2 separate regions of the Homo sapiens genome follow, and region 1 is linked to region 2. A link is a loop called in an ENCODE intact Hi-C map of the cell type or tissue named here. Cell type or tissue: heart left ventricle. All regions are shown on one strand. Links, peaks and the distances in the headings refer to the core of each region. The heading gives the core; the rest is flanking DNA. Region 1 has its middle 54 kb from the start of SPRY1. Region 2 overlaps AFG2A (AAA ATPase AFG2A).

Evidence for each region. Peaks named below come from ENCODE experiments on the same cell type or tissue, not always from the same donor. Only the 100,000 strongest peaks of a DNase experiment are listed, where the experiment ranks them.
Region 1: a loop joins it to region 2, with 2.4 times the contacts of the local background. A loop is called at or near these places in 14 of 110 quality-filtered maps.

The regions. Positions count from the first base shown.
Region 1 is chr4:123,339,717-123,345,099 of GRCh38, forward strand. No RefSeq gene overlaps it. Among named protein-coding and RNA genes, the nearest start is that of SPRY1, 54 kb to the right of the region's middle. RefSeq lists an enhancer at 618-912. In heart left ventricle, for the core only: no CTCF peak of the experiment used is centred there; no DNase peak of the experiment used is centred there; H3K27ac peaks cover 3,342 bases.
Region 2 is chr4:123,241,648-123,247,030 of GRCh38, forward strand. All of the region lies in intron 14 of AFG2A (AAA ATPase AFG2A), which reads left to right. Among named protein-coding and RNA genes, the nearest start is that of SPRY1, 150 kb to the right of the region's middle. In heart left ventricle, for the core only: a CTCF peak has its summit at 2,815; a DNase peak (open chromatin) is centred at 2,814; H3K27ac peaks cover 1,216 bases.

The sequences.
Region 1 (5,383 bases), core at 226-5,225, 98 kb after region 2:
CATTTCAAACACCTCAGCTGCATAATAAGCCATTTCCCCAACCCCCTAATTTATGGCACAAGGGTCATTTGATTTTAATGTTTGCACTGGTTAGACTTTCTTTCTCCAGTCTTCCCTCCCACGGCATCTCCAGCTCTCTCCATTTTCTACCTTTGAAAATGCTCCTTACATAGCCTTTAGAAAAGCATCAAAGGGTACAAACAATAACCTGTGCTTCACAGAGAAGCCGGAAGACGGAGAGGATGTGGAGCCTAAGCTGCCTTCCACTGGGCCCAGCAAGTCCCTCTCCAGAGCCTGTGAGGTGGCCATGTTGGGAGCTTTGGCCTGGGTCTGGCCACACAGCCCTGGGTTTGAGGATCCAACATCATGGCCAAACCCAGTACTATACAGCCACCAATACCTGTTTCACAAAATGTTTACTGTAATGAGGAAAAACACAGGCCCTGCTTAGACACTTTAAGAGCTAGAAATGGCTCTGTGTGAACACAGAAGGGAGGCAGTGCAGTCTCTGACCCTAGAATTAGAACTGGGTATCTGTGCACCATTGCATTCAGTGACTGGCCCAAGGTCACAAAGTAGGAGGCGGATGGCTTGCATCTACCAGGTTGTCAGCCCTCCAGGGCTGTACTGCACCTCCCAAGCCACACTGCTTCCTTTAGGAAAGTATGGCCACGCTGCTCTCATTCAGCAACCCCAGGAGAAAAAGACTATTTCAGGGCTATTTACTCAAAACCATTGGGTAAATTCTGACTCACATTAACGTTTCCCTTTACACACCCTTTGAAATCAGAGCAACATGAGTCACCTTACTGTTCTATCCTCTTGGTTGGTGACCAAAGGGAAATGCTTCATTTTAAGAAGTAAGTCCTCGTGGCTGTTGTCGGTGAAGCTCTGAGAGTCACAATAAGGCCGGAACACCCCTGCAGTTGTGAGCCCAAAATGTCCTTACGGCACATGGGCCAGAGAGTCTCCTCCTTCCCGAAACAGGGTCTTCGCCAGGCCTTTATATTAAAATAGTAGAAACAATGGGATAAGAATGAGAATGTGAGTATATTTCTAAAAAGCAGTCATGAAGATTTTATTTCGAAACAGCAAAGTAGCATAACGAATGAACTACAGCCACATGCAGATGGGTGAATCTTAGCAATGTAATGGAAACGAAAGTCGCAAAACATATACTACACGATACCTTTTATACAGTTTAAAGTAGCTAAAATGTTTTAAAATACATGCAGTTTAGGACTGCAATAATCTACATCGACAGAAAAGCTAGGAAAACCAGGATGCTGCTGGGGAGGATGGGGTGAGGTTGCTGGGGGAACATGTCATTAGCTCTGACTTATTTTCCAGACTGACTTTTGTTTAGGAGATGGGCTCGCAGATGTTTATTATATTACTAAAAATAAATCAATAACTGAATATAAGTTGGACATCTACAACCCAATGATGACAATTTAAGGATCATAATTAAGCCAATTAATACACACCAAATTGAAAACAAAACTGACGATTGTATTAGTTTACTAGGGCTGCTGTGACAAAGTACCATCAGCCAGGCTGATATGTTTAAAATACAAACTGACCATAAACAAAATAATAGATAGCTTACATAAAGGTAAAATAAAAAGCACAAACATTGCCCCCAGAGCATGATATATAGTAAATGTTGGCCTGACCTGGGGTAGGTTTGTGAGGTAATGACCTCCTATGCTTTGATGAAGCTTTATGGCTCATCTAACTGAGGCTCTCACCTCTAAGTTCAGTCATGCCTCAGTGTTTGAGTAGAAGGAACAGATGGGACATGGGTTAGTGGCTAAAATCAATTTCATCACGTCGACGTTGGTATCCTAGCTCTCTCCTACAACCAAGTCTCTTCCTCTTTTCCAAGGGACGTTCATTCCTGCTTCTTTCCCAGTTCCCCAACAACTGGCTTTCCCGTCCTTGAACTGAACTGTCTCCATGGCTGAGGCCCCACGCCAGCTGCTCCAGATTCTTTGTGCCACCATCTGCCTGGCTGGACTTCTACAGCAGTTACCCTTGACTTCTTTTTAGAGGTTCACTTTTGAATTTTTGGGCTAAGTTTAATTTTTTTTTTTTTTGAGACAGTCTCACTCTGTCACCCAGGCTGGAGTGCAGTGGCATGATCTCGGCTCACCACAACCTCTGCCTCCAAGGTTCAAGCTATTCTCCTACCTCAGCCTCCCGAGTAGCTGGGACTACAGGTGCCCACCACCACACCCAGCTAATTTTTGTATTTTTAGTAGAGATGGGGTTTCACCATGTTGGTCAGATTTGTCTGGAACTCCTGACCTCGTGATCTGCCTGCCTTGGCCTCCCAGTGGACTAAGTTTAAACCTGAGTTAATGGTATTATTCTCCATCTATCCCTTCCTTATACAGATTTATCTCCTGGTTTCATACCTATTTTGAGATTCATGGCAGAGAATTATGGAAATCTCTAGTAACACATTTCTGTCTTTAGTCGCATGCCCAGCATTTGAACCTTGCCTTTCTCTGTGAGTATTCCCAGAAAACCATCCCAACAGTACATAGTTTGGCCTTTATAACTCCTGATCCTCTCTGAGCAATCGTAGCCAGAAACCAGACCATTGCTTTAATTAGACTGGAGGAAATAGAACAACCAGAAGTTTTCAAAGATTACAAAAGAGATTGCTAGGGAGGCTTAAAGGAAGACAGATAACAGATATCTTCTCAATAAAGGATGAGACGGGCCAGGCATGGGGGCTCACGCCTATAATCCTATCACTTTGGGAGGCGAGGTGAGAGGATCGCTTGGAGCCAGGAGTTGGAGACCAGCCTGAACAACATAGTGAGACCTCATCTCTATAAAAAAAAAGTTTAAAAATGTGCCCAGCATGGTGGCATGTGTCTGTAGTCCTAGATACTCAAGAAGAGGTTGAGCCACAAGGATTGTTTGAGCCCAGAAGTTCAAGGCTGCAGTGAGCTATGATTGCACCACTGCACTACAGCTTTGGTGACAGAGTGAAACCCTGTCTCTAAAAATAAATAAATAAATACAGAGACAGTTATCAGATGGGCATGGCTTGGTAAAGTAGAATTTATTTTGCTGTATGAGGCACTCTTGGCCTTCACACAAAGATGAGTAGTCACTCCCCGAGTTAGTGTGACACTGTCTGCTGATGTTGATCAAGATGGATACATTGACTTGTTTACTCTGTGTCACATACAGTCATTCCATGACAATCTTCAAAATGCCACCGCGTATAGGCTCAGGATTAGATAGGACATTCTTTTAATGAAAGGACATAGGATAGCCTGAATTCACTGGGTGAACATATCTAGAGTCAGGGCAGGGACCACGGTGGTGAGAACAAGCACACCAGGAGGGAGCCAAGGCCGGGCCTCGGCTTTGAGCCTGCAGCACTGGGACAGGGGTGCCCTCTACCCCCAAGCATAGACACCTTGACTTTTGGCCTTCCCGGTCTGCTCAACCCATCCTAGCTAGTTGATATGCTGTGAAGAGGACACCTACCCAAGTAACAGGAATAGAAATCTCTATGTGGCACCAAAGCACTCCTGGCCCCCTACTCCAGACATTTAGGATGGTCATTCTGCTGAGGAGGAAGATGACAGAGCCAGGGAGAAGAGCTTGGACTTCACATCCGCACCGTTCTGGATTCCAATCCCAGCTCTACCGTCGACGATTTGTGTGATTCCCGGCAAATCACCCGGCCTCTCAGTACAAATTTCTTACTCTGAAACACAAAGCTCATAACATCTACCTTTTCAGGATAAAATGTGAAGGATAAAATGAACTGATGTCTATAAAGTGTGACGCAGGGCTTGTCTTTAACGAGGGCTCATTGGCCTACCCTTCCCACCTCCTTCCAAGCACACAGGGCACGGCCTCCCGGAGCGCACATCCTCTGCCTTTTACATGTGTCCTGTTGAAATCTGAACAACCTGAGAGGTTTTTCTGTGGCTGCCGTCATCTGTTCTTTTTCACAGGAATAATTTCTAAGTGTACAATCTAACATTCTTTTGTTTTGTTTTGTTCTTTCAGAATTTCCCTTTCGTGTGAATCATATCCTTGGCCAAGCGGGGCACATTTATCGTATTTCTGAACTTTCTGAAGCCTATTTTCCAAAGTCCAGGTTCAGGTCACCTCAGCCTGGTGGTTCCTTTCCTCAATTTAATGCAGAATGACACAGTCATGTTTTTCTCTAGGTTCCTGGAAGTTACACAATAGCCATCAGGTTCTTTTTCATCAGAATGAAGTCAAGAATAGAAGTTCCCTTGTTGTTTCCTCTGCCTTCTTAGTGACGAGAGTATCATGAAGACGGGCAAGGATTTATTACATGGTTTACTTTGAGCGGAACAAGACTCCTAGTAAAATCTGAACCTCTGAACCTGATCACCATTACCACCTACATGGCCTATTAAGTATTTAAAATTGATTAAGCATTTTCCTGCATCAGAATAGAAAAACAGCCCTAGCTTATATTTACTGTGCATTTTCAATGTACAGGGTACCCAGTTAAGCTTTTGGAGGACATTGTCATTTTTAAACTTTAAAACAGCCCTACTAGGTAAGGGCTATTCTTAGTTCCCATTTTACAGATATAAAAACTGAAGCACAAAGAGATTATGTACTTTGCCTAAAACCACATGGCTTGCAGGTAGGAAGGCCAGGGTTCTGACCCTAGAGCCTGTCTTCTACCCGCTGTCTGCTCTTGCTTCTCACACATGAGCTCGCATGCCAGCTCCCTAACTTAGGGGCTTTCTGACCTTGGGAAGGTTGCTCCCTGTCTCTCAGTTTTCTCATTTGTAAAAATGAGAATCACAGTATCAACACCACCAGGATTGTTATGCAAATGAAATGCTATCGCGTTTAGGAAGCAGGTAGCACCATTCCTAGTGAAGAGCAGGGGCACCAGGCAACTGCCAGAAGAGCATCACCACCATCGCCACATGGCCCCACTCCCCCACTGCACCTGCCCTTCACATGCCAGTATTTCAGAAATCACTTTTTATCTCATAATTGCTGAGGTTCCATCTCATAATCAATGCATACATTTGATGAGGGTTAGCTTTTCCCAAAAAGTTATTACTTGATAGCATGTCTTTCTATAAATGCCATCTCTGAATCAAGGAAATATAGTATTTCTACATGTATTTGTTTTATTTGTCTAGCTCGTTTACTAGGACAAGAGCCATAGTTTGAATTTTCCTGAGTTCTCTCAACATTTAGTACTGAGCCTCACTCCAAGTACTCAATAAATAGCTGTGGAGCACATACGTGTTTGTCATAAGCAAATTCAGCTGTCCTGGTTTGTGTTGGGTAAAAGATGCTTTTTCCCTCCAAGTGCAGTATGGGGCCGGGATGGGGCAGGGCCGAGGGT
Region 2 (5,383 bases), core at 85-5,084:
ATTTATGACAAACCCACAGCCAATATCATACTGAATGGGCAAAAACTGGAAGCGTTCCCTTTGAAAACCGGCAGAAGACAAGGATGCCCTCTCTCACCACTCCTACTCAACATAGTGTTAGAAGTTCTAGCCTGGGCAGTCAGGCAAGAGAAAGAAACAAAGGTTATTCAATTTAGAAAAGCGGAAGTCAAATTGTCCCTGTCTGCAGATGACATGATTGTATATTTAAAAACCCCATCGTCTCAGCCCAAAATCTCCTTATGCTGATAAGCAACTTCAGCAAAGTCTCAGGATACAAAATCAATGTGCAAAAATCACAAGCATTCCTATACACCAATAACAGACAAACAGCCAAATTGTGAGTGAACTCCCATTCACAATTGCTACAAAGAAAATAAGATACCTAGGAATCCAACTTACAAGGGATGGGAAGGACCTCTTCAAGGAGAACTACAAGCCACTGCTCAACAAAATAAAAGAGGACACAAACAAATGGAAGATGGGAAGAATCAATATTGTGAAAATATCCATACTGCCCAAGGTAATGTACAGATTCAATGCTATCTCCATCAAGCTACCAATGATTTTCTTCACAGAATTGGAAAAAACTACTTTAAAATTCATATGAAACCAAAAAGGAGCCCGCATAGCCAAGACAGTACTAAGCAAAAACAACAAAGCTGGAGGCATCACACTACCTGACTTCAAAGTATACTACAAGGCTATAGTAACCAAAACAGTATGGTACTGGTACCAAAACAGATATGTAGAGAACAGAGGCCTCAGAAATAACACCATGCATCTACAACCATCTGATCTTTGACAAACCTGACAAAAACAAGAAGTGGGGAAAGGATTCCCTATTTAATACATGGTGCTGGGAAAACTGGCTAGCCATATGCAGAAAGCTGAAACTGGATCCCTTCCTTACACCTTATACAAAAATTAATTCAAGATGTATTAAAGACTTAAATGTAAGACCTAAAACCATAAAAACCCTAGAAGAAAACGTAGGCAGTACCATTCAGGACATAGGCCTAGTCAAGGACTTCATGACTGAAACACCGAAAGAAATGGCAACAAAAGCCAAAATTGACAAATGGGATCTAATTAATCTAAAGAGCTTCTGCACAGCGAAAGAAACTACCATCAGAGTGAATAGGCAACCTACAGAAGGGGAGAAAATTTTTGCAATCTACCCATCTGACAAAGGGCTAATATCCAGAATCTACAATGAACTCAAACAAATTTACAAGAAAAAAAACAACCCCATCAAAAAGTGGGCAAAAGGTATGAATAGACATCCCTCAAAAGAAGACATTTATGCAGCCAACAGACACATGAAAAAATGCTCATCATCACTGGCCATCAGAGAAATGCAAATCAAAACCACAATGAGATACCATCTCACACCAGTTAGAATGGTGATCATTAAAAAGTTGGGAAACAACAGATGCTGGAGAGGATGTGGAGAAGTAGGAACGCCTTTACACTGTTGGTGGGAGTGTAAATTAGTTCAATCATTGTGGAAGACAGTGTGGTGATTCCTCAAGGATCTAGAACTAGAAATACCATTTGACCCAGCCATCCCATTACTGGGTATATACCCAAAGGATTATAAATCATGCTGCTATAAAGACACATGCACACGTATGTTTATTGCAGCACTATTCACGATAGTAAAGACTTGGAACCAACCCAAATTTCCATCAGTGATAGACTAGATTAAGAAAATGTGGCACAGATACACCATGGAATACTATGCAGCCATAAAAAAGGATGAGTTCATGTCCTTTGTTGGGACATGGATGAAGCTGGGAACCATCATTCTCAGCAAACTATCAGAAGGACAGAAAACCAAACACCACATGTTCTCACTCATAGGTGGGAATTGAACAATGAGAACACTTGGACGCAGGGCAGGGAACATCACACACTGGGGCCTGTCAGGTGGTGGGGGGCTGGGGGAGGGATAGCATTAGGAGACATACCTAATGTAAATGATGAGTTAATGGGGGAAGCAAACCAACATGGCTCATGTATACCTATGTAATAAACCTGCACGTTGTGCACATGTACCCTGTAATTAAAAAAAAAATTCAGTTACAACCAGGTGTGGTGGTTCACACCTGTAATCTGAGCAGGAGGATCACTTGAGTCCGGAGTTTAGACCAGCCTGGGCACCGTAGGGAGACCCGTCTGTCCAAAAAAATAAAATTTAAATGTTAGCCAGATGTGGTAGCACACACCTGTGGTCCCACCTATTCGGGAGGCTGAGGTGGGAGGACCGCTTGGACCCTGGAGGTCAAGTCTGTAGTGAGCCATGATCGCGCTACTGCAGTCCAGCATGGGCAACAGAGCAAGACCCCATCTCAAATAAATAAATAAAACTCAGTAAGTAATAGAGCCAGAATTTTGAACTATGAATAGGTAAGATTAAAAAAAAAGACATTATTTTGTAATGTCTTGTATTATCAGACAAGGTACCAGAGACAAGGAAAAAGAAAGGTGCACTGAACAGCCAAAGCAGGACTGACGGAACTCAGAAATGGGCTGGGACCAGCCTGGGAGAAAGAAAACGCAAGGCAAAGAAAAGGATAAAACAGCCCTGCTGCACTCTGGTGGGACTGATAAGAAATAGCTTCTGTATCTTGGTATTTTGTACCTTAAAAAAAATTGAGGAGTGGCAGGAATAGAAAACAGAAACAATGTCTCTTTGGGGTGAGAGACAGAAACACGCTGTTCCTCTCAGAGGATGTGGAAACATTGATGACCTCTGCAAGTGCAGGCAGGCAGTATCCACAGCTCTGCATCACCACTCGGCGTCACCACTGTGCAACCCATCAGTCCTGTGGTGCCCGTTCAAGTTACATTGTATAAATCTGTCCTACGGCATCTGTATCCTCACCATCTAATAACTTTAGCACAGAATATTGTTTAAGAATGATGGAGAGGGAAAAGAAGACTTTGAGTCAACAAAACCTTTGTTTGTTTACATTTACCATATCATCCATTCTTTGTAGTATATATCAGAAGACTTTCATTTTAGGTTTTTAAAAATCGTTTATATGTAATGAGTTAAAAACCTTAGTTATCCAGAAACATATTCTGAGCAACATGTTTTTGGTACCACCTGCTGTCTTATATATTTCTTGTCTGCATGCTTCTGTATACCTAGTAGGTGTCTGTAGGCAGATCACCTTACATTGTGATTTCTTTTAAATTGGGAAAAAATATATGTCCTTTGAATATCTTATGGTTCAGCAGGGGCATTAGAAAATATAAACAACTGTTGTGTGATATGTGCAAAAGAAATGTGAACAATGTTTAGGAGTAATATAGAGAAGAAAATGACAGTTTCTTTGTATAGAAATGATTTGAAAGAATAACTAGGATTTTCCTGGAGTACATGGCCTGGGAGTAGACAGGACTGTTCAGATAAAGAGATCACTATTTATAAATTAGAGAGGTGTGAAGAATATGCTCATAGCAATTTTAGGGGAAGTACAAGGAGTTCAGTATTGGTAGAAAGTAAAGGGCCTGGAGGGGTCAAATAACAGGAGACGATGCTGGGAAAAGAAGCAGAGGACAGGCCATTTGTCCCCACTGCCACTACTCCCTTACCCCCATTAAGAACCCATGGGTTTATATATTTTTAAATATCTTAAAATATGTAAATATCTAAGGAAGTTCTTCACTCCTATTCTATCTTATGGAGACCCTTTTTAAAGAGTGAATTTTATAGAGACATAGGAAATGTTAGTTTGCATTGTTTTCACTTTGCCCCTATAGTTTTTTAAAAAGCAGATTCACTTTTTACAAGAGGAAGAATTTGGATTAGTGCTGGATACATACTGTTTTGACTTGTAAAATGACTCTTTAATAGAAATGGACAAAGAAAATATGCTAATAAAATAACTTAAGTATGTGTATGTGTGTGCATGCTAAATTTTTTTTTCTTCTGTTCTCTTCATTTTGTGCTCATCATCAATTGCTGCTATTTACTGTGGTGCATTTTTCCTGAACACCTGCTGTCAAATGCATCAAGTCTTTTCTTGCACAGTGCTACAGGTTTTTGCAGAACTGAGCAAGCCCAACATTAGACAGATAGCCTAAAGACTGATTGATTTATTTGTTTTAATACAAATATACGCTAACATGTTGACATACAGAAATCTGTTTCAAATGAATTATTTTTTAAAGAACAAAGAACTTTATAACCCTAGTACCTAATCCTATGCCTGACACATAGTAGATACTCAGCAAATATCTGTGGGACTGAACTGCTCTGTGAAGCCTAGCTAAGCACTAAAGACTCCCACAACTTTTTCAGCTTTATGGGGAAGTGATTATCTTAAATAGTTTTAATGCAAATTGAATTATTGTTTAAAAAGCATGTCCACCAGTTGAAAAGTCAAGTCATGGAACATTGTTAAGATCCAGGTTTTAATTTAGCAGATATTGTTCTCTTTGCAGAATAATTACGAATCTATTTAAAATAAATGCTTTTTTATCTTTATCTCCCTTTGCACAATGGAGTGGCATTGTCAAAAGGGGAAAGTGTCTAATAATAAGTTGAAAACATTGTGCAGTTATACTTCAAAGACATCTCTTAAATTGTCCTGTTCAGGTTCACTGCCTCTGCTATTATTCATGTTCTAATTTAGGGCCTCGAAATTGTATTAGTTGCCTAACTGGAAGTTGCACTTCGTTCCTGTGCTTCTTCCACACTGCTGCCAGAATCATTTACTTTCTTCAACAGAAAATCAAGCCTGTCTCTTTCCTCATTAAAAACCTGCAATTTGCTACGGACTGTGAGATAAGGACCAAACTCCTTGGCATTACATACCATATGTAATGTAATTATACCTGTGGATTTTTTTTCTCAATCTACCTTCATGTCCCCATGTTTCTAAGCATCCTCTACCAGTGCTTCCCAAAATTTTTCATGACATGTCACACATGGAATAATAACCAGATGATACCACTGTCTGACTGCCTGAAGTCTCTGGCTTCTCTGAGCTTTCTGGCCCTTCTGAGATCTGAAGGAAACAATATCTTAAGCATACCCTCTAATCCATTCCCAGTACAACCACTGGGAAAGTCTGCCCTACATGTGACCACAGTAAACCTTTTCGCCTCCCAGGAATGGTTTGTGCACTGCTTTTCTTCTTTGCTTATAATATTCATTCTGCCTTTTCACAGTTTCTCAATCTGGTAAATTTCCCCTCCTTGTCATTTAAAGCCCGGCTCATTTGGATTTGGGAAATGTTTCTGGAATTTTTTTAAGAATATGTGAAGCTCTTTGTTTCCAATTAAAGCCTTATCTTAAATCAATTAATTTTGACTCTTAGAAATTCTCTTTCCATTTTCTGACCCATTT